Linked DNA regions of Mus musculus: region 1 is linked to region 2. Evidence: chromatin loops called from intact Hi-C (ENCODE). Cell type or tissue: left cerebral cortex. All regions are shown on one strand. Each heading gives the region's core, and the rest is flanking DNA. Links, peaks and the distances in the headings are about the cores only.

Region 1 (12,221 bases), core at 1,666-9,665, 77 kb after region 2:
CTAGGGGAAGGGAACTAGGACACTGAACCTTCATGCAATCAGACGTGCCTTCCACAGGATGCCAACAGCAAGCTATCCTCTGTGCAGTGCTTAGCCTCGCACCCCACGGCATAACGCAGCATAATTTCTTTTAGAGCGGCAAACCGAATCTGAGGAGATTGTCCCGCCTCCACTGCAGCAAAAGCCTACGCTACCATGGCGAAAGTGCGGGCCGCACACTCTGCACCTAACACATGTGCCAAACACAAAAAACACACACACTATAACAAGCATACATCCCAGGGCTCTCATCCCCGCTCATCTTCCCTGAAGCAAGGGATAGATGGCCAGCGGGGCTATCTCTTTAAGGGGAATTCAGGGATCAAAAAGCGTGGAAAAATTTGAATGTCATGTCGAGCTGGTATCGGCTTCTGGAATACCGAAAGGATCTCTCATCTCGGCTCCATCCTTTGTGCTTGTGGGATCATCCACCACATCCACAGGGGCAACTGGATCAGGAGCCTCATTCTTGCAGCGTCTCACCAATCTCTCCGGCACCCAAAGAGGTTCCATCTGGTCCTGTGGAAACACACAAACAGACCCTCTCGCCCACGTCAACACTGATCTACTCGATCCCCAGGGGGGATGGACACAATACCTCGTGGTGATGAGACCATAAACTCAATCACCTGTGTGTCCATCTGGGGGGTCAATACGAGAGTCAAGTTTTCACTGCTGAGGAGGCATAGGGAGGAGGCACAGAAGCTAATTCGCTCTTTTGTTTCGTCCTTTCTGTTCACCTGATTTTACTGTGTCTCCTTTCTTTTTCCTTTTTCTTTTTAAGCCCTTCTCTTCCGACATACTTTCTTGTTGCTCTGTAAGGATTTTCTGACCTGTCTTGACTGCCTCTACACACAGTTTCAAACAGTAACAGAGTCCATATATCAGAACAAACAAGACCAAAACTATCAGACCTACCCACAAAGGGTCAATGGGAGAAAAAAGCATAACTACACAGCGAGGATCTATTGATCACTACACTGAGGTTATCATAGTTCCTTAACTTGTCCCCAAACCGGGAACCTTAACTTATCCCAAAACCGGGAACCTATCGTTACTTTGTGCCTGCTTCCTGGCAACTTTATATTCCCCTCTATTTTATCCGAGGTCCTTCCCAAACTCCTGGGTTACTTTGTGCCTACTTCCTGGCAACTTTATGCTCACCTCTATTTTATCCGAGGTCCTTCCCAAACTCCTGGGGTCGCAAGTTTCACTCACCGTGAACTTACCCTGCCGGCAACCACTGACTGCTGAAAGTTCTGAACTCGGTGGGGGAGTCGGTTCCCCGTACGGGCCACCAATTGTCGCGCCCGCTCTCGACCAGCAAGAACGACACGACCACCAGTCCTTCTAACAGCAGTTTACTCAGTCTTCATCTTTCTTCTTTCTCTTCATCAGTACCGTTCCCCAGCTGAATAGTTCTGAATCCACGCCGGATCCTTCTCAACAGTCTGTTTCACAGGAACCTTTATTAACCCCTTCTTCCCCGTTATGCAGTTCTGAATCCTCCCTTCGCTCTTGCCTGAAGATGTTTCTTTTCCCGGGTTTCAGCACCACTTGTTGCGCGCACTCAACAGGCCAGGAAGAACGACGCTGCTACAGGATCCTTCTGCACACATTTATTCAGTCCTGTTTCTTCTTTCTCCATATATCTCCCTTGTTTATATCTCCCCTGTTTATATCTCCCCTGTTTATATCTCCCTTGTTTATATCTCTCCCTTGTTTTTATATCTCCCTTGTTTTTATATCTCCCTTGTTTTTATATCTCCCCTGTTTTTATATCTCCCCACTAATAGTAATCCTCTCTTGAATAATAATCCTCCCTCTAGCCTGGGCCTCTCACTCTTTTATACTTTCAGTTCCCATCCACGCACAGCAGGCCACGCCACCTCACCAGGCATGCAGCTTCAGCTAATCAGGGCAGCAGGGGCAAATCTCCACCAAATTGGATTCACCTGTATCCTGGTACACCTGCGCAGCACTCAAGATGTTTGTGTCTTATATGAGGAAGTCAGGTGCAAGTCATATGACTTAGCTGCAGTCCCTGGCGCCTTTGGGACTGCCGCCACACCCGCTCCCCACACACCCACTCCCCCTTTTTGGCCCTGGCGTTCCCCTGTACTGGGGAATATAAAGTTTGCGTGTCCAATGGGCCTCTCTTTCCAGTGATGGCCGACTAGGCCATCTTTTGATACATATGCAGCTAGAGTCAAGAGCTCCAGGGTACTGGTTAGTTCATAATGTTGTTCCACCTATAGGGTTGCAGATCCCTTTAGTTCCTTGGGTACTTTCTCTAGCTCCTCCATTGGGAGCCCTGTGATCCATCCATTAGCTGACTGTGAGCATCCACTTCTGTGTTTGCTAGGCCCCGGCATAGTCTCACAAGAGACAGCTACATCTGGATCCTTTTGATAAAATCTTGCTAGTGTATGCAATGGTGTCAGCGTTTGGATGCTGATTATGGGGTGGATCCCTGGATATGGCAGTCTCTACATGGTCCATCCTTTCATCTCAGCTCCAAACTTTGTCTCTGTAACTCCTTCCATGGGTGTTTTGTTCCCAATTCTAAGGAGGGGCATAGTGTCCACACTTCAGTCTTCGTTCTTCTTGAGTTTCATGTGTTTAGCAAATTGTATCTTATATCTTGGGTATCCTAGGTTTGGGGCTAATATCCACTTATCAGTGAGTACATATTGTGTGAGTTCCTTTGTGAATGTGTTACCTCACTCAGGATGATGCCCTCCAGGTCCATCCATTTGGCTAGGAATTTCATAAATTCATTCTTTTTAATAGCTGAGTAGTACTCCATTGTGTAGATGTACCACATTTTCTGTATCCATTCCTCTGTTGAGGGGCATCTGGGTTCTTTCCAGCTTCTGGCTATTATAAATAAGGCTGCTATGAACATAGTGGAGCATGTGTCCTTCTTACCAGTTGGGGCATCTTCCGGATATATGCCCAGGAGAGGTATTGCTGGATCCTCCGGTAGTACTATGTCCAGTTTTCTGAGGAACCGCCAGACTGATTTCCAGAGTGGTTGTACAAGCTTGCAATCCCACCAACAATGGAGGAGTGTTCCTCTTTCTCCACATCCATGCCAGCATCTGCTGTCACCTGAATTTTTGATCTTAGCCATTCTGACTGGTGTGAGGTGGAATCTCAGGGTTGTTTTGATTTGCATTAAGTAGCCCCTCTTTCCTGACTGTTCTAAAGAGAGTTGGGCATATCCCATCTCTGACTCATTCTCAAATTTTTCTCTGATTCATCACTTCATCTGCTCCTCAGTTAGACAGCACTTTCAGACATGGCTGCTCCTTTCTACAAACTAACCTTATGGTCGTTTGGAATTAAAAGTGTGTGCTAAGAGTGTGTTTGTATTCCAGTCAGGTCACACAGATTTTTGGATGTGATCCCTTGCCAGATTAGCCATGTTACTGGATTAAAATTCCTCTCCACTACACAAATGTAACACATGTTCTGAGGGCTAGGTCCACCCCATGTAGGCTCCCTGGTCAGCAGTTCAGTCTCTGTGAGCCACAATGGGCTCAGGTTAGTTGATTCTGTGGGCTTGCTTGTGGTCAGAGTTTTGCTCCTTGATAAGTTCATATTTACATGTAAGTTATTTTTGGTCAAGTCACCAAAATGGACTTGAGACATATGTGAACAATATCTATTAAACTTTTATGAAATATATGTATATACAATCTCTTCATAAAATTATTTCAGCTCTAAGCAGGATAAACGATAAAAATTTAGACATATTCAATATTTAATATCTCTCTTCTGTTGGTTGAAATGTTGATTAACTTGTCTGTCTTCCTGGACACTTGTCCAACTGTCTTTCATTAATCTATGTTCTTCATGTTCATCATGAGCCACTTTATTCAAAACAGAATAGTATTTTAGCTCAATTGTAAAAGGCAAAGTAAGGAGTTGTATATTGTTCCCAGGCAAATTATGGCCCATTTTCATTCTCTCTCTTTTTAAAATTTAACATTGAGATTGCATAGATTCCTTTGCAAAATAAAAACATAATTATACAACTGTATTTTGTTCATTTATTCTTTGTTTAATTAATTCAATAAAAAAGGATGATGGCACAAAAAAAGTAGTTAATATTTATTGATAGCCTTGTCGTCTGTACTCTCACAATGACAATCTAGCTTCTGCTTTAAATATTCTTTTCCTTCGAAAAATTACTAATTTTTATTCATGTGTTGAATGAATGCCAGATATGTGAATGCCAGAAAGGCTAGACAAGGACACCAGATTTTCTGGAATAGCGGATACTGGTGGTTGTGAGCCAAAACAGGGGCAGAGATCTGATTCAGGTCCTCTGTAAGAGCAATACATGCTTTTAACTTCTAAACCATCTTCTCCAATTCCAGTTTCCCCCTTAAAGACCACTCCCCTCAGGTTCAGTCTTTATGTAGCAACTGAAAATTGCATCCGTATAGATATCAGTGTATCTTTTTTTTGTATTCTCTCAGATGTTTTTGAACCTTTTCATTTTTTTTTCTTATCTTCTACACGGAATTGGATTTACCCCTAAAAAGGAGGCTTTAAAAGTTTCACCCTCAGCCAATTGCTTTCTGATATCTAGAATTATTCCCAGATGCCTTGTTTCATATTCATGTCTACCTTTATTTTTTTTTTCCTTTAGACGAATGTTTAAAATATGCTATGCATTCCAGTGTCTTCTCCTAAGCATTTCTCCTAGAACTCTCTGGAACAATCTCTGCTTTTTTTCCCCCCCCCCAGATATTTACCATAGTTTGTAATGGGGTCTGATTATATCTGCTTATTTACTGATATTTGGTTTTTCATCTTTGTTTAGTATATTTTTGCAATTTCTGAAATTAAATTCCAGCACTTGCTCTTGGCAGAAAGCAATCTACCTCTGAGCTTTATTCTCAGCCTCCTTTGTTTTAAAAGGAGAAACATTGATGCTTTTCCTGGTATCCATAATGCCTAGCAGTCTTGTATTTCACATGCTTCATCTATTCTTATTCCTTTTTCCTTCATTCAGAAAACAAAAGGGGAGAAACCAAATTACTATAAAAAGGGTGAAGCAGAAAAGAAACTAAGGTGCTAATTTAGGGAGAATATGAAATTTTTATTTTTTTAACTTGGGAGCTTTAGATGGCTTAATACCTAGTAAGAAGTAAGATACACAAGGGAGATAGCAAAGGGGCAAGTAGGAGTTCTAGGAGACATAACAGACAATGACAACATGGTACTGAAATCATAGTGTCTTCAGCTCTGGGTGCCAATAGCTTCTGCGTGTGGGCTGCTAGTGTGTTATATAAATGCTGACCTACTTAAAATAAAAACTGAGGCATGTTCTCAATATGAAACTCACGTTGGCTTTTAATTCAACCCCAAGTAGCTGGTATTACAGATTTGTGCCATGGTGTCTGGCTCCTAGTACTATTTTTGAGTGGATTACTGTTGGGACTAGTGTTGAGATGCCCAGCTAGGAGGGTCCAAAGAAAAAGAATGCACACTAGAGTTCTCCAGAGAAAGAGAATGAGCAGGCTCTGTTCATCTATCATCTCTGGGTTTACCATAGATGTTTATCATAGATGTTTATCATAGATGACCTACCTATCTATCCATCTATGTATCATCATCTTTCTACCTATGCATTTATATCTAACCTGTATATCATCTCCCTCTTATTATATACAAATATCATCCATAGATATGTCATTGATTGACCTATCTATATGATCTATAGATCTGTTTATAGATCTATCCATTTATTGATCCATCCATCAATAGATTATCTATCCATTTACCTTACTATGGATCTGTTTACATATCTATATGGGAGTTTATTTGTATGGGCATGGAGGCTGGTATGTCTGAAATTTGAAGGGCAGGATATTGGAAGGCTGAATTTGGGCAGGATCCAATGTTGAAATCTTACTCCAAAGACACTCCCTAAGTGTATTCTTGTTCTTGAGGTAACTAACCTCTCTTTTAAGGCCTTTAGCATATTGGATGAGGCCTACCAACATAACATGTCCTCATTGGTTTCACTAATTTAGATGGTAATGCTAAATAGACATTCACTGCAACAGTGATATTAAATAGATGCCATAGCCTTAGCCAAGTAGATCAATAAAGTAGATATAAATAAATCTGACCTTGGGTAGAAGCAGGAACTGTTTCTGAGGTGTAAGTGGAGAAGTAAGGCTGTGTGTTGATGTGGCTAGCGAGGTGTTGAGGTTTTGTCTTTTACTGTCTATCATAATGAACCTGTGATCCTGCCCCAAGTTACTTCTGATTGGTAAATAAAGATGCCAACAGTCAATAGCTGGGCATAAAAGACATAGGTAGAGTTTAGGTTTCCTGGACTTGGGGTTGGAGGGTGACAACCAAAAGGAAGACAGGAAAAGACCATGCAGGTGGGAGATAGGAAACTACCATGGGTTAGGAATCAAGAAGACATGTGCGCTGGCCAGTTGGAGTTAAGAGCAGCACAGATAAAACATAGTAAGTAGTAGTCAGGGTCATCAGTAGGAAAGAAGATCATAATAGCTATATAGAGAGATACCTGCCCAGCTAGTGTGCTGTTTAAGGCACATCCAGGAACTCAATGGTAAAATCAGGGTAGAAACCTGGGGCTGGGTTTAAAACATTTCTACAACAGTTAGGGAGTTCCATGTTGCTGGTTTTGCTTAATAAGAGAAAAGGACTGAAGGTTGAATGACAGTTGATATATTGATAGAATTGGAAATGGGCCATAGAACAAGTTCTCCAGAGCATCAGATTGCTGAGCAGAGCCTGTGACTACAATATTATGAATGACTTAACCCTCATTAATAAATTCTCACTGCACAGCGATTTCTCACCATCTCAAGTTAATGACTGTGTCCCCCCACCTAAATCTCTTTTCAGTAGTGTTAACTGTGATGTGCTTTGAGGGGACTCTTGCTAATGTTTCACCTTCAGTTTAACATTTCATATATAATAAAAGGTAAAACTATATGGTATACGGGTAAGTTGGTGAATCAACTTAATGCAAAGAATGCTATTGCCGAGATCGATTTCAATGCTAGATAAACTAGACATTAAGTGTATACCCATTGCTGCATGACCCAAGAATCATAAATTGTTGTGCCACCATTTGAAGGGCTAGCTTATAGAGTGTGCATTCTGTCAGTGTATGCATCTAAGTGAAGAGATGAAAATTTTGCTTTCTTGATTCTCTTTCCTGAATATCTGTCTTTTTCCATGTTACATTAGCCCCAGAAAGTGCCTAGGAGGTGGTATTTATCCACAGCTTTAATTCATTGTTGTTCTTTTCCTCTTAATTATCTAACAACTAGTATATGTTCATTTAAGGAATAATAAGATTTAACAAGAGCAGATCCTCTGCCACAGGGCTCCATATCCAAATAGCGCTGGGAGGAAGCGAGACTCCCAGGAATATGGACAGGCCTGTGAGTGCAGGTAGGACCACCACTGCTGCTTAGAGGAACCCGCCCAGAACTCCAAGGACACAGGGGTGGTCTATAATGGGAGCCTTCCTATTCAGAGAAATCCACCCAGAACCCTCAGGTCACAGGAACTGAGGGGTGGCCTGGGACAGAGTCTTCTGGTCTCTGTCTATGTCCAGAGCTGATCCTGTGGAACAGAGCTACATACACAGATACCACCAGGAGAGAGATGGTCTCCCAGGAGTGCCTACACACCTGTGAACCCAGGTAAAACCACCACTGCTCTTCAAATTCCTGGCCCAAGAGAGACCTCACAGAGCCATCAGGAAACAGAAGCCAAGGATCAGCTGGGGACAGGATCTTTCTGATCTCTGTCTGCACCCCAGGGCTAAACCTATGCCACAGCTCTCCATACCCAAATTCCTCCTGGAAAGGACTGGTCCCCCAGGAGTACTGACACACAGGCTTGCAGGAGGGACAAGCCACAATCAGAGACAGCAAGACCAGTTAACACCAGAGATAACCAGATGGCAAAAGGCAAGCACAAGAACACAAGCAACAGAAACCAAGACTACTTGGCATCATTAGAAACCAGTTCTCCCATCATAGCAAACCCTGGTTACCCAAACACACCAGAAAAGCAAGACTCTGATCTAAAATCATATCTCATGATGATGATAGAGGAATTTAAGAAGGACATAAATAACTCCCTTAAACAAATACAAGAGAACACAAGTAAACAGGTAGAAGTCCTTAAAGAGGAAACACAAAAATCCCTTAAAGAATTACAGGAAAACACAATGAAGCAGGTGAAGGAATTGAAAAAAACTACGCAGGATCTAAAAATGGAAGTAGAATCAATAAAGAAATCACAAAGGGAGACAGCACTGGAGATAGAAAACCTAGGAAAGAGATCAGGAGTCATAGATACAAGCATCACCAACAGGATACAAGAGATAGAAGAGAGAATCTCAGGTGCAGAAGATACTATAGAAAACATGGATACAACAGTCAAAGAAAATGCAAAATGCAAAGTGCAAAATGCTCCTAACTCCAGGAAATCCAGGACACAATGAGAAGACTAAACCTAAGGATAATAGGTATAAAAGAGAGTGAAGAGTCCCAATATAAAGACAGACCTATCAGAATTATACCAGAATTCTCACCAGACTCTATGAAAGCTAGAAGATCCTGGGCAGATCTCATACAGATCCTAAGAGAACACAAATGCCAACTCAGCAAAACTCTCAATTACCATATACAGAGAAACCAAGATATTCTGTGACAAAACCAAATTTACAAAATATCTTTCCACAAATCCAGCCTTACAAAGGATAATAGATTGAAAAGGCCAACACAGGAGGGAAACTATATCCTAGAAAAAGCAAGAAAGTAATCTTTCAAAAAACCCTATAGATGCAAATCAAAACAACCCTCAGATTCCACCTCACACTGGACAGAATGGCTAAGATCAAAAACTCAGGTGACAGCAGATGCTGGCAATGATGTGGAGAAAGAGAAACACTCCTCCATTGCTGGTGGGATTGCAAGATGGTACAACCACTCTGGAAATCAGCCAGGTGGTTCCTCAGAAAATTGGAAATAGGACTACCTGAGGACCCAACAATACCACTCCTTGGCATATACCCAGAAGATGCTCCAACATGTAATAAGGACACACCCTCCTCTATGTTCAAATCAGTCCTCTTTATAATAGCCAGAAGCTGGAAAGAACCCAGATGCCCCTCAACAGAGGAATAGATACAGAAAATGAATGTGGTACATTTACACAATGGAGTACTACTCAGCTATTAAAAACAATGAATTTATGAAATTATTAGGCAAATGAATAAAACTAGAAAATATCCTGAGTGAGGTAACCCAATCACACACACATAGACCCACATATGGTATGCTCACTGATAATAGTTATTAGCTCAGAAGCTCTGAATACCGGAGACACAATTCACAGACCACATGAAACTCAAGAAGACGGAAGACCAAAATGTGGATACATCTAATTCTTAGAATGGGGAACAAAATACCCATGAGAGGAGTTATGGAGTTACAGAGACAAAGTATGGAGCAAAGACTGAAGGAAAAGCCATCCAGAGACGGTCTCACCTGGGGATCCATCCCATATACAGTCACCAAACCCAGACACTATTGTGAATGCCAACAAATGCTTGCTGACAAGAGCTTGATATAGCTGTGTCCTGGGGGGGGGGGGTCCTGCCAGTGCCTGAAAAATACAGAGGTGGATGCTCTCAGCCAACCACTGGACTGAGCACAGGGTCCCCAATGGAGAAATTAGAGAATGGACCCAAGGAGCTGAAGGGGTTTGCAGCCCCATCGGAGGAACAACAATATGAACCAACTAGTACCCTCAGAGCTCCCAGGGACTAAACCACCTACCAAAGATTACACATGGAGGGACCCATGTCTCCAGCCTCATATGTATCAGAGGATGGCCTTGTTGGTCATCAATGGGAGGAGAGGCCCTGGGTCCTTTAAAGGTTCTATGCCCTTGTATATGGAACTGCCAGGGCCAGGAAGGGGGAGTCGGTGGGTTGGTGAGCAGGGGGAGGGAGGAGGAGATTGGGGGTTTTTGGAGGGGGAAACCAGGAAAGGGGCTAACATTTGAAATGTAAATAAAGAAAATATCTAATAAAAAACCTTTGCCCCCCTCAGAAAAGATTTAACAAATATATAAGTATATTCACAAATGGGGTCATAAGGCCACCTAAATACCAGAAGAAATTGAATGCTTTTGTAGCTGCCAAGCATGACACTTGCTCCAGAAGATCTGGTACCTTTTATTTATGTTTTGATTCAGGATTTATTACTTACTATGATATGGGCTCAATCCATCTATGCTGGCTTAATTTCCTTATCTCAAAAATATTTGCAATGCTTATTTTACCCAGGGCACAGTATTGGAAAGAGGATTAGAGGAAATAATGTTATGTAATATAATCCCTAGGATATACAAACGTACATGTATTAGCTATGGTTCTAAGCAGAAATGGAAACAACTGCAGTCTGAAAATTTGGACAAAGCTTCTCTGTTGCAGACTTGAGGCAGAGTCACTTCCTGAGGAGACCTTCATTTTTGCTTACAAGGCCTTCCACTGGCTAGGGAGATCTACATACAGTATGGGAATAAAGGGTGAAATTACTTAGAATTTAATGGCTTAAATGATAATTACATCTTTTAAAAAACACTCTCACAACAACACACAGAGTAGTATTCGACCAAATAATGAGCTCACAGCAGATGCAATTGCCTAGTCAGGTCTGTAAACTTAACCCCTGCAGTACAGCGTGAAGATTAATATTTAGGCTTTTGAGTTAGGGAGCCTGGATTTATCCGTACCTCTGCCCTTGGGGTAGAAAGAGCCTTTGAGTAAGTACTAACCCCTCTCTATGACTCTGCTTTCTCATCTGTTAGATGATATGCGTATTGTGTTCAGAATGTGTTGGTACAGAATAAACGTGCAGTAAACAATACTAGTATTAGACACACTTAAGGACTATTGCTGTTACTTTGATTTATTGTGGGGTGTGCACATACCACAGCTCTTGTGTGGAGGGCAGAGGTCAACGTTCAGGAGGCATTAGTTCTCTCTTCTACCATGTTAGTCCTGAGGATTAAAGTCAGTCATAAAATCTATAGACAATTGGCCTTTTTAAGATGGCTATTGACCCTTACCACTCAGACTCATGGTTTATGTTATAGCTTGACAAAGAACTTAAAAGTTAGCCATCTCTCAGTTACAAACCATGCTGACTTCCAGCAGTATCTTTGTGGTGGATTTGTAATACCATGCAGAATTATTTGTGAAGTGTTTGCCATGATCTCAGAATGGGTTAGTTTATTTTGCTGCATGTCAGCATTATCTAAAAGCAATTTTTTGATCAGTGATTTTATTAATACTCCAGCAATTTTATCATTTAAAGCTCCCACTGATTTCTTTTCTTTTCTTTTCTTTTCTTTTTTTTGCAGATTTATTTGATCAAGTATGAGTTTTCCTTTGGGCACATAATTGCATATTTGATAAGTTTCCAATTCCATTAGCACAACTGCATGTGGGAGAATCTGTGAGCTCTTAATGTCTCCATAATAGGTCTCTTTAGATAAGAATCAATTTGGTTTATAAAATGAAAATAAGAAAAAAAAGGGAGTTAAAAATTGTAAAGGTTAAGTGACTTATATTATTAAAGCTAATCTAATGCTTACCTGTTTCAGAACAAAGTTTGAAGACGAGTTTACAAGATGATGAATGATAGGAAGCAGTGTTACACCCTGATCCAGGTGAGATGACTGCTGGCTGGGGAGCCTCTGCCTGTGAGTGGATTCACACTTGGCAGAAGCGACCCATTTCACGTTTGGAAACTGAATTCTTTTCTTTTTTTCTTTCTTTTTTTTTTTTTTTTTTGGTTTTTCAAGACAGGGTTTCTCTGTATAGCCCTGGCTGTCCTGGAACTGAATCTCATTGGCTGTTTGTATGCTTTAGTTTTTAAGCAGAACTCTTAATTATCCATCTCAGAAGTGCCTGCAGAATATATTATTAATTTTAATTTTCTCACTTATTAATTTTCTCTGGAGTAAGAGTGGTCTAGGTTTCAACCCTTCTCCCATTAAAAAACCTTGGAAGACTTGGAAAATATTTAAAGTATGTTTAGAAAGCCCATAGTTTGGACAAAGGAAACGAAAGCAATGTGTTTTTAAAA
Region 2 (12,221 bases), core at 1,635-9,634:
ATGAAGATTCCCCTCTTGTTTTGCTTGACACAGCAGCAGGCTGCCTTCAAACTCCTGGTCCTCCTGCTTCAGCCTGCCAAATGCTAATATGTCTGTTTGTATGCCCAGTTTCTAAGCATGCTAGAGCAGCAGTCCTCAACCCTTGTTCTCCTTAGAGCTCTGGAATCTTTCGAAAGCTTTGGTGGCAGGATCTATCTTCACATCATTTACCTCAGAATCTCTGAGGCTCCTGAAGGGTAAACTCCATGGAACTGTTTTGTGGAGCTTCCTTAGAGTCTACCTAATCCAGACAGCAGAGTTAAAGAGGGAGGATGAGGACAAGACCGCAAAGCCCTTCAAGGGCTTCCAGACAACTTCCCTTTGATTAGATCAGTAAGCAAGAAACACTCCCTCCATCATCCACTTCTCTGATGTAGCTATGTTCTCCTGCTGGGCACTTTCAGTCACATAGGACCTCCCAGATGGCTTTAGGAGAGGGGCAGAAAGATGGTGACTCACAGCTGAAGGTAAGAGAGAACTAAGACAAAGAAATGAAAGATATGGAAGCTAAGAGAGAGAGATAGATGCACAGGCAGAGAGATACATTATATATATATATATACACACACAAACAGACACAGGCACACACACACACACAGCGAGAGAGAGCAAGTGAGAACACAAATTCAATTCTACACAAAGAACTACAAGCAACTAAGAAATTCTGAGAGTGGGAGAAATAGTCTTTGCCGGGAAAGAGAGCAGTAGCTGGTTTTTCAATACGAAGTGGACAGCCCTGAAAACATATGCATGGCAGTATCATACAGACTGAGCAGTTGTATTTAGGAATATATATTCACATATGAATATGCATGTAAAACAATAAAAATGAGGCCACGAATCTGAGAGTGCAAGGAGCATATGAAAAGGGTTGGAGGGAGGAAGGGAATCAATGATATAAATATAATCTTAAAGTTAAAAGAAAAATTAAGAAAATGAAGATATTAGAGCCAGAGTGGAAAATGCAAAGCTCCAATCTCAAATGGATTGCGATGAACAGTGTGGTGGGCCCATAGTCACTTACAAAGCCACAGCCGTCCTCATCCAGGAAAGGGTGGGCCTGCAGCAGAGCATTGACCACGTCGTTGTACTGCTGGGTGGTGGGGTACCTGTTTACCACAACAGATAAGAGAGAATTCATTTCCAGCAGCCCCCAGTTAAGGTGAATCTAAAGCACACACAGGTTTCTAAACTTTCTCTTACTATGGTATCCGTGTGTGTGTCCGTGTGTGTCTGTGTGTGTGTGTGTGTGTGTGTGTATGTGTGTGTGTGTGCGTGCGTGCAAGGAGTGTGCATATGTGTGTGTATGTATGTGTATGTGTGTGTATGTGTATGTGTTTTGTGTTAGTGTGTGTTCTCTCTCCCTGTGTGTGTGGGGAGAGTATACGTGTATATATGTATGTGTATGTTAGTGTGTTGTGTGTATGTATGCGTTAATGTGCATTCCCTCTCCCATGTATGTCTGTAGTGTGTGTGTGTGTGTGTGTGTGTGTGTGTGTGTGGTGTGTATGTGTTAGTGTATGTTCCCTCTCCTCATTTTTGTGTGTAGGGTAAATGCATATGTACGTGTGTGTGGTGTATGTATGTGTGTTAGTATGTGCTCTTTCTCCGTGTGTGTATGTGTTTCTGTGTGCAGATCTGGAGGCCTTAAGTTAACATTGTTCTCATGTGTGTCCACCTTGCTGTTGAGACAGGGTCTCTCATTGGGACCTGGGTCATGTTAGATAAGATTGGCTGGCCCTTCAAGCCTATAGCAATAGTTACAAGCATGTGCAGTCATGCCTAAATTTTTATATGGGTTTTGGTACTATGCAGCAAATATTTAACCAACTGAGATAATAACCCCAGTCTGTCTCCTAAATCTGCACATATTGAACTTCTATTTGCTATTTCCCCATAAGCCAAGAGAACTTGGTTCCTAACAAATTCTACTGTTCGCTGTGCACAGCTCCCTCCTCCACTCAGCATGTCCTCACTGTTACTCACAGCGAGCCTTCCAGGTACTTAGTCATATCTGCCTGGAGAAACTCAATGATCCTTATCCGCATGCTGTGGTCGGGGCGCTTCTGCTCCACCAACATGCACTTGACATCATAGGGAAACTCCGGTAAGATGTAGGACTTAGTCCACTGTAATGCTTTATGCCTTGCTAGAACATGTTTTACATTTCTTCTGTAGAATAAAAACACAAAGAGTAAAATTTTGTTTCAAATCTATATGTAATATATTATTTCCCTATGCTCTGAAAATCTAGGCTATAAACCACTTCCCTAACACCTAAATAGACCATATAAATACTTCTCATCCTAGAAGAAATGCCATAATCACATAGGCTTTAAAATTAAGCATAATGTTGGAGAATATTACTCCATATATCTTGAAGAGCCAAGTTGTGATGCTTATCTAGAAATCAAAAGGAATACTTAACAGACAGAAAATGTAAACTGCAATTCTGCCGAGCAAGAGAAGCCAAATGCATTAGTTTTAGTTCCCAGTTAAGAAAAATCTTATCTACTCTGCTGCTATTTGTAGCAAAATACAAGATCACCTGATTCGGTTGGTCCTTGGCTATTTCAGTATGGGGAAGCTGGTCTCTACACTAAAATAAGGTTAAATGTTTTTACTCCAGTCATAGGAAGATACTACGCAAAGGGACAGACACTATAATGTTTTGTCAGTTATCTGCTGTGGCAGGCTGCAGGCAACCACGTGGAATGTGATAATGCTGATTAAAATCTGCTAAACATACATTTACTAAGATTAACTGGCTGTACCCTTGAAATTTGTGGATCTTAGGCCATATGAGCTAAGCATCAATAAGATGGTTTATAAAATTGAGCTTCAGACCCACACTGAAACCTTAAATCAGAGGTTGGTCCTTAGATATGCAAATGCGAAGAAGGCTCTAGCATAGCATTTAGAAGCTACCACTAATCAAAGGCAGTTGGGGGCTGTCAACCTAGCTCACTAACAGGATTAAATGAGCTGCAGGTGAGCGACAGTGGCCAGCAGAGTACAGGGCAAGAGAGACATGCCTACATGAGTCTCCGTAGGTCAGTTCTCTGGGCACAGCTGAAGCCATGCTTCCTTTAGTACCATAAGCCATGCTTTATCAGAATGCATGTGCATAGAAGGTGGGAACTGGGGAAGCAGAAGGCCTTTTTGTCTCTTTTTATGGTAATCTCTGGCGCATATCCTCCCTTTGGCATTCTCTGTACCCATGGAGAAAAATGTTCTGACTACACTAGGCATACCAAAAATTTCATACTGGACTCAATATAGCAACAAGCAACTCTGAGACATAAATTTCTACTTCAGCTCAAATTATTTCTCAGTAAGCTCCTCTCTCATTACATTCACCCACTCTGCCAACACGTATGCCAGCTGCCCTATACCGCCCCTCTCTCTTCCCATGATCTCAATTCTTCCATGGCCAGACTCCTTGTCTCTTACATACATAAACAGGGGTAGAGGGTGTGCAGATAAGTGTTGAGGACTAGTCTTTATGCTGTCCCCACAGTCTTAGAAGGCCGGTGATATAGGAGTCTTCAGTACAGCTCCACACCAACGGCTTTCTCCAGTAAATTTTTAGTGACAAACCCAGTCACAAACTCTCAGTGGCCTTCTAGTCTTGCTGTCACCTTTGCTCACTTCATTCCATCAACAGAGAGCTTCAGTATGCCAATGGTATCAAATAGAACTTAGTACAATTTTTCTTTTTTTAGCACCTATTTTTTTTCTGTTTCTTGTCCCCTTGTCCTCATTATGGTAGGGACTATAAGGCATGAAATTATTCTGTCAAATATTCAGACATGTGAGGCTGAAAAGATGGCTCAGCATTTGAGTACTGACTGCTGTTCCAGAAGTCCCGAGTTCAATTCCCAGCAACCACATGGTGGCTCACAACCATCTGTAACGGAATCTGATGGCCTTTGGTGTGTCTGAAGACAGCTACAGTATATATATATATATATATATATATATACACATACATATACATATACACATACACATACATATACATATACAGAATAAATAAATTAATTCTTTAAAAAATTCAGAATGCAGCATGACTCAGACAGGATCCACTGAAGATAATAGTCCCTCATGTTTCAATTAGACAGATTAAGCAAATCAAAGACACCAAAATTTTTCCTTTCTTTCCATTCAAGCAACACATTTTTGGTCTGAATATAACCTAAGCAATGCAAACAAACACTAGAGAAAATGACTATTATGCAAGAAAGAGGACTTTCAAACCCTAACAAATATATTCATAATGGGAAGTAGATAGCTGCAGCTACAGCTACTTTCCATCTATAAAATTATATGTAACGTCTTAAAAGATGTTAAAGTTACTCCCAGTGCTTTTAGCAACCTAGAGTTTAGCATAGCACCAGCAGGTTGTCCTGTACTAAGACTCCCAGGTTAAAAGGACACTAATATTTCTCTTTTGACTTTGAAGTTTGGACTCTCTGTCAAGCTTATCACCACACCAATAGCTCAATTTTCAATTCTGGGTATAAAATAACCCCCGAGCCATTTAAAATATGTTAATGTGATCCCAGCTTGACAGCATACTGCTTACTAACTGCTCAGTTCATACAGTGATAAAAATATATGGTCATAATAAAATTTACAATAAAGCCAGCAATTTGACAAATGACAGTATCATTGCTACAGTTTCAAATTTGTTTCAGATACTGACAAATAATAATTGTAGTATATGTTTATGAGATTAAAGTGATACTGTGGTATACCTATAGAATATTTAGACAATGTGGAATCATTGAGCAAGCAGATTGACCTATCCATCATCCCTATTTCTTATTGGTAATCTCACCTGCCCCACGGAAACATTACACTTTTAAATTTGCATCCGTTTTTTAAATGATGAGATGAGAGTTCCCATAAAAGACTCATTGGCTTTCTAACTTTGTCTAAGCGTGAGAAGAATGAAAACCCATTCAGCTATTCCCAAAAAGCAGACTACCTACACTTTAGTGGGGTTCACATAGGGTAATAATGCTATTTCAGTGCAGAACAGGCTCCACGGAGTATCAGCCTGCTAGGGAAAACCTTCACAGAAAATGCTGAGTATCTCTAGAGAGCAGAAGAGACTTAGCTGTTACATCAAGACAGGGATTCTTTCTTTGAGTGGGGCAGACACATCCCTCAGCAAGGTTGATGTACGATGCTTTTGTTTAAAAAAAATGAGAAAAGTGAATGGAAAAAATTTGCATCCAACTCCCCACTTAAACTCCAAGCAATGCATCCAGGCAGCGCTGTGCCTTGCTTTCAATCCTATTCACTTCCCCTCAATCCTTGCTTTGAGAATGCTCCTGTCACCAAGTCTCATTTTTTGAAGATTTATTTTTATTTATGGGTTATGTGTGTATCCATGCCCTGTGTGTGTGGATACACAAGAGGTTTCGGATTCTCTGGAGCTGGAATTACAAGTTTCGAACTACTCAATGGAGGAATTGGGGACCTAGTGTGGGTCCTCTGGAAAAGCGGCAAGCGCTGTTAACTGCTAAGCATTTGTCCATACCCCAATACTCGCTCTGTTTTCCCACCTATTGTCAACAGTTTGACACGGTTTACCTCTCTTTTCATGCATCTGAAATAATTTATCATCTTAAAAAAAGGAACTTGACTCTCGTTTTAGATTAAAGCCCGCATTTATCTTGGCTTTGATCATAGATTCCTCTTCTCCCTAGATTCCATATATTGAACCCATGTGACATGACTGTGTTCAGAGTCAGGCCCTGTGCAAGGATCTTGAGCTAGATGAGGCACAGGAGGTTGAGTGAGACTCATTATTCTCTTATGAAGAGATACTAGAAGTGCATCTTCTTTCTCAAGGTCATGTGAGGAAGTAAAGAGAAGGTGGATCTCTTAGTTAAGGTCACCACTGCTGTCATGAAACTGTATAACCAAAATCAACTTGGGGAGCAAAGGGTTTTATTTGGCTGACATATACAGAATCAGGGTCTATGGAGGGAAGCCAGGGCAAGAACTCAAACAGTGTAGGAATCTGGAGGCAGGAGGTGATGCAGAGGCCATGGCAGGGGGGCCGCTTACTGGTTTGCTTCTCATAGTTTGTTCAGCCTGCTTTCTAATAGAATCCAAATCCACCAGCCAAAGGTAACATTATCCAAAATGGGCTAGGTTCTCCAACATCAGTCACTAAGTTAAAAAATGTTCTCCAGGTTTGTCTACTTACAGCCTGATCATCTGGAGGCATTTCCTCTACTGAGGCTCCCTCCCCGCATATGGCCATAGCTGTGTCAAGTTGACATAAACCTAGCCAACACAATGGCCGTTCGTAGAGCACGAATTGGTTCTTATCAGAGAATGAACTGGTCACCACTCTGACCTGAAATCTGAGACTCTAAAATCAGAATATAAATGTGTGCTGCACAAGCTACTCCGCCTGTGATAACTGATGTGGCTAACACAATGTCCGATTTCATGTTACATTTACCATATACTTTCCTCTTAGAAAAGCCTTGACTTCTTTCATCTTTACTCCCCATCTCCAGTTGTCATGAAATTCTCCCATGTTGCATCTCTTGTATCATCTACTTCTCACGGTGGTGGTTTATGCTGCCACATTAATCGGGGTTTTGATTGTATAACTTCAAGTATCTACTAGCAGAGATCTGTGTTTAAAATAGCAAGGTATGACCCTTACAAAAACATCTGGAATGCCTCACTCCAGGGTGAAGGAAAGAGATGCTAATTTATCTATTTAACTTTAACTCCCACTTCCAAGCTTAGCTTAAGCCTCTCCTCAGGTGGATGCTCTTCCCCACTCTGGTAGCCCTACTGTGTGCTTCCTTACCCCAATTAACAACCCTACCTGCTCTAGAACCCACCCTGTGGACTTGGGAATATTCTTTCCTATCTTGATGTCTGTACTGTATATCAGAACTCCTTGCAAATTAGGATTTTAAAAATTATTCTTTTCTTTTCTAGGTCAACAGGGAATATTGCCCTGAGAGCTGAGAAAGGACCCCATCACTGAAGACCAGGCCCCTGGGTTGTAACAAGAGCCTGAAAAGTAAGAACTGTGATTTTTGTGACCTCTCAGTTCATCTCACAGGGACTCACAGCTAAGTTAAATTTTGTGTGTGTGTGTGTGTGTGTGTGTGTGTGTGTGTGTGGTCCCATTCTTTCTCTACATATTGCTGTGGAAAAGGAGATACAGAAAAAAGTTCTCTCCTTATTGGCTCAAATGTAAGAATGAAAGTCAATCCATTTTATATATTTTACTTCATTTTCCCTGTGTGCAAAGCCAAGTTTTTGTGGCCAGAGGCTGCAGTAACATTCTGCCCTCACTGTGTGGAATGGATTGTGATAGCTATGTTCCAGAAAGATCTAGGAATGTGTGAAGGAAAGAAATGTTAAACATAAGATGATGTAAAAACTGGGCATGATTTTTGCAAGCCTGTAAACCTGGAACTTGGGAGACAAAGATAGAGGGGAGTAAGGCATCTTTTCTTGCAGAGCAGGTTTGAGGGCAGCCTGGACTACACGAGGCTCTGCCTCCAAACAAACAAACAAACAAATAAACAAACAAAACTCTGACATTACAGATAGAAACTCTTCTAGAAACTTGTGGCTAAACACACAAAATTCACATCTTTCCAAAAGCATGTTTCCATTGTATTAGAACAGCCCACACCCAACAAGGGAGCCACTGACTACTAACCCACCAGAATGCCAACGACAAAAAGTGTCACCACCACCAGAGGCAGCACTAATACGACTTCCCAGAGAGGAAGGGAGACAAAGTTCATACTCCCCAGGGACTGAATGGAATGACCAGATCCCACAGGCTGCTCTGATCTGAAAAGCCCTCATGCCTGTTGAAAACCCCAAGGGCTTTCAAAGTGACTACAACTTCGTAAATATGGGGTGAGACTGAATACTGCCCACCTGGAGCCAACCGTTCTTAGCTAAGTCTCCTTCACAGTCATTTGTTTCAAACTTCTCTGTCTGCCTTAACATCTGTGTGACTATTAAGTAAAGCCTTTGGAATGCATTATTAAACTTAGCAGACCACACTAGCTTCCAACAGCCCTTAAAGACAAGACAGTTACGACACCTAAAACCTACAGATGAGATTATCTTGCTCTGTGTAGCCCAGCTAGCTGTATTTCTTTGTTCTGTTATTAAAATTTCCATAACATCTTCCACATATCACTCAGAGTAACTTGGATTTGTGCTCTAGGCTATAGTTACTCACGCTGGCTCTGAATTAGCTACCGTTTGTTTATTTGTCAATTTATTTATTCTTAGTTTTGAGATGGAGTTGGTGCACGGTCTCTCTGAGTAGCTCCAGTTAGCCCATAACTCACTGTGTAGCCCAGCAGGATACAAGGTCAACGAAGCAGATGTCACTTCCTGCTGCTTCTTCAACGCTTCCAACAATACCTAGCATGCAACAAGCACTCAGAAACATTGGCATATTGGAGGGTTAACTGATGGTTTAATCCTGACTTAGGTCAGCAGTCTTAAGTATTTTCTATTTAATGGAAATAGCAGATATTACACAAAGAATTATAGGTTTATCGGGTAAATTTATTTTTTATCTACAAGCTCCCTCATAGTTGTTATTATATGATTTTACACTGGAAGTTTTTCACCATGAAAAAAGTAGCCTTACTCCCTGCTAATAGGTCTCAAACAAAGACCTTTGGGTAGGAGAGCCACCTGTGGATGTGCTCTCTGATGCCCTTGTAATGTTTTCAAGGTCTGACTATGAGGTCTGGAAGCTTCTCCCTTCCTCTCTTTGGCCCATAGGACTCCTTGTCCTGCTTTCTGCCATCACTCTCAGACCTTCCAGTGTTAAGTTGCCTTTTTTGTCCCAGATCCTGAGTCCCAGGAGGCCTGGCTGCCCAAGCATCCTGGTGTAACCTTGCTCTTCCACCTGGAATCACAACCTGTGAGAGCTGAGACCAGAATCTCATTAGACCCACTGTTTGCTAGATAATATAAAAGATACGTGAATCTTATGACTGCCATCTGTATGCCAGGTCCTAAGAACTTTTCATACAACACACCATTTACCATTCTATTCATTTTACAGATGACTTCAGGCTCACTTATTCCGGGAAACATCTCACTCAACTGTTAAGTGACAAAGCCAGGCTTCAAAACTGAGCTCTCAATTATTTGCTTGTCCCGGTCCCCAGCCTTACTAACCCTGCCATCTCAGGGTTAACATGCTAATATAATACTTACATTTACCCCTCTCTCAGCTCATAGGTCTTGCAGAGCTGTGTGTGAACCACCTGGTATGACAGAGGGCCTCAAGACCTGCTCTCTAACTACAAGGGTCTCCTGCAAGCCTTTTCAGTCTTCTAATCTGGTCACACAGATTTGACCCAATGGAAAACACACACACACACACACACACACACACACACACACACACACACAGAAAGTACATAAAGAAAGTACTTGTTCTCTTAAATAGTGAACATTTGTTGACACTACACAGGGATGACTAGTCTCTGGTACTCACCTCCCATGACTCTTGGACAACAGAGCCAAGGACAGAAGCATATAGGAGCTGAGAATGCTAATCACAAGACTGAGACATAGCATGGTGGTAGTGCTCACGTAGCATGTATGAGGCCCTGGTTTTATTCACCAGCATTGCTGAGAAGTCTCACTGCACATCTGATCAGAACCTGTGCTAGAAACTCTAACCAGGCTGGCATGCTTTATTGACCCCTCCCTTATTACATTCTGGGGTAGAACGCATACACAGCTGTGTTGCTGTCTCTTGTCTGAGATACCCGCATGATAACAACTATAACTAATATATCAGAAATGTTGATATTTGCGTGGCAGAGTAGATGCAGAAGCTCCTTCTAGTCCATCACACAGCAGTAGCCAGACCACGAGAAAAGTCATTAAAACAATCTCTAAATATGCTTGAAACCATGACTAACTTGTAATTATGCCCCAAGGCAGAAGCAGAGCGTCTGCCCATGTCTTTAAAGTTCAAGTAGAGAGTCTTTAAAGCAACATGTGGGAGACCTCGGTTTATCCGATCCCCTGTCTTATTGGGCACTGCAAGAGATTTGGGGTAGATTTTAAAAAAGAAAGAATACCACTGCAGAAGAAACCATTTCTAGCACATCACTAGCACATGATGCCGATGTCTCCTAATGGTCTTTGCACATAGAAAGGTATTTAAACCATTCAGTAACTGGCACAGGATCACCCACCTGTCACCCACGAGACGTCTGCTGCACCAGACTGCCACAGTGTCCCACTCCCTGGGATATACATCTGATTTAATTACAACCACAGACTTCCCCAGAGACAAAGCCAGGAGAGACTGAAGCCTCTCAAGGTCAGCTCTCATGTGCAGAGAGTCTCCGTGGAAAACACAAGGGAAAAGCAGGGGAGTACCCCCAAGATTGTCAGGTGCCTCAGTGGGACCTGGTGGCAAGTACTATGTGCTTAGCTACGACGGACACCACTGAGGCCTCACGGGTGCCATGTGGTGTTACATTCCAGGAAGTCACAGACATAATTCTGGGGAGGCAAGTAGAAGGGAACCGAGCCCTCAAATTAGCACTTGCTCTGTAACCTGTTCCTACCTCTTGAAATCAGTTGACTTCATGAAAGTCCAGTGGGTAAGTACTTTTGAATGTATTGCCTGTAATAAGTTAATGGGAAATAAACCCAGAAGTGGTTTGGAAGGATCAGCATATTTGGTACTGAATGCTTCAAAAGGTCTAAAAACCAAGTTATTGCTATTCAAACATATATCATGTCTTCCAGAAGTCTATTGCCTTTCTTCGGTTCACAGTCATCAGCTCAATTTTGAAAGTCTGATTGGATTTTAAGGTGCCAGAGGCTAAGATAAATTCTGTTTATAAAATAAAAGGATCCAGTCACCGTCTCTATGGTTGTTATAGTCTGAGGAGGGACTATAGACTTTAATAAACCAAGGTCATTGTCTACTTTTGTAAGCAGGGTACAAATTACAGAGAAGGTACTGCTTATAGAAAGACTGAACCTAGATGGTCTGTCTGTCACTGGATGGGGCTAACCAATTTTAAAGCAGCAGTTCTCAACATGTGGATCAAGACCCCTTGGGTTGCCCAATGACCCTTTCACAGGGGTCACTTAACATCATGGAAAAACATAGATGTTTACATTATAGTCCCTAACTGTAGCAAAATTGCAGTTATGAAGTAGCAATGAAAATAATTTTATGGTTGGGGGTCACGACAACATGAAGAACTGTATTAAAGGGTTGACGCATTAGGAAAATTGAGAGCTACTGTTTTAAAGCATGGGCAGGTTTTAGTCAGGTAGGCATATGATGGGACTGTACGGACTAACACAAAGGACATATAAGAGGCCCTTGACACATAACTATCAAGTGTCTAGAATAGCAGAAGGACAGAAGGAAAGGATAGAGGATAACTTTAACTTTTTCCTTTTGCATGGCTGGCTGGTATTATCACTGTCTGCGATGAAGCATGAGGTGAAGGCATCTTCTCTCCTACCCAGTCTTTAAGACCACAGTGGCCTTATCTTGTCTCACGGAGCCAATTGCCTAGAAGGAATCTGTTAGTTTTCCTTCCCAGCTACATGAGTGAAACAATATTGAATAACTGGGTCAGATGGCACTGGAGATCTAACCTATTTTCAGAGAGAATTTCTTTGGAGTTTGCTGGGTGAGGCAGTGCAGAGGGAACTCAGCATCTCTAACTGGCGGAACAGTGCCTCCTCCTAAGGAAAAGCAAGGGAAGGAGGCAGGCAGGGGCACAGGAAAGGAGGAAAGCATGGAACCAGGCCCTCAGAGCTCGGGGAATTTAAGGATTCTGCCTCAGATTTTGTTGGTTGTTTTGCTTATAATAAGCCTGTTTTGTCTTTAATTTTCATGGACTTTTGCTTCTTACATTCAAGCGTATATGAATATGTGTGTGTGTTCATGTATACACATGTGTGCACGAGCATGTGTATGTACGTGTATATAACACACACACACACACACACACACACACAATTTGAGGTTCCTTTCTAGAGAGAGGTAATAGGTGATCTAATACATAAGCCCCTGGACAAATGTTGTGGGCATGTATATTCTGGTTTCTAAGCCTTTCTGTCCCCTTAAATTCTAAAGCAGTCTTGCTTTGACAAAG

Evidence for each region. Peaks named below come from ENCODE experiments on the same cell type or tissue, not always from the same donor. Only the 100,000 strongest peaks of a DNase experiment are listed, where the experiment ranks them.
Region 1: a loop joins it to region 2, with 2.4 times the contacts of the local background. A loop is called at or near these places in 2 of 42 quality-filtered maps.

What each region holds. Positions count from the first base shown.
Region 1 is chr10:26,157,838-26,170,058 of GRCm38, reverse strand. No RefSeq gene overlaps it. Among named protein-coding and RNA genes, the nearest start is that of Samd3, 66 kb to the left of the region's middle. In left cerebral cortex, for the core only: no CTCF peak of the experiment used is centred there; a DNase peak (open chromatin) is centred at 5,332; H3K27ac peaks cover 374 bases.
Region 2 is chr10:26,234,471-26,246,691 of GRCm38, reverse strand. Samd3 (sterile alpha motif domain containing 3) reads right to left here. Exons shown (of 11, transcript NM_001115154.1): 5 at 2,026-2,211; 6 at 1,064-1,148. Among named protein-coding and RNA genes, the nearest start is that of Samd3, 11 kb to the right of the region's middle. In left cerebral cortex, for the core only: no CTCF peak of the experiment used is centred there; DNase peaks (open chromatin) are centred at 2,051, 2,658, 3,248 and 5,047; H3K27ac peaks cover 1,800 bases.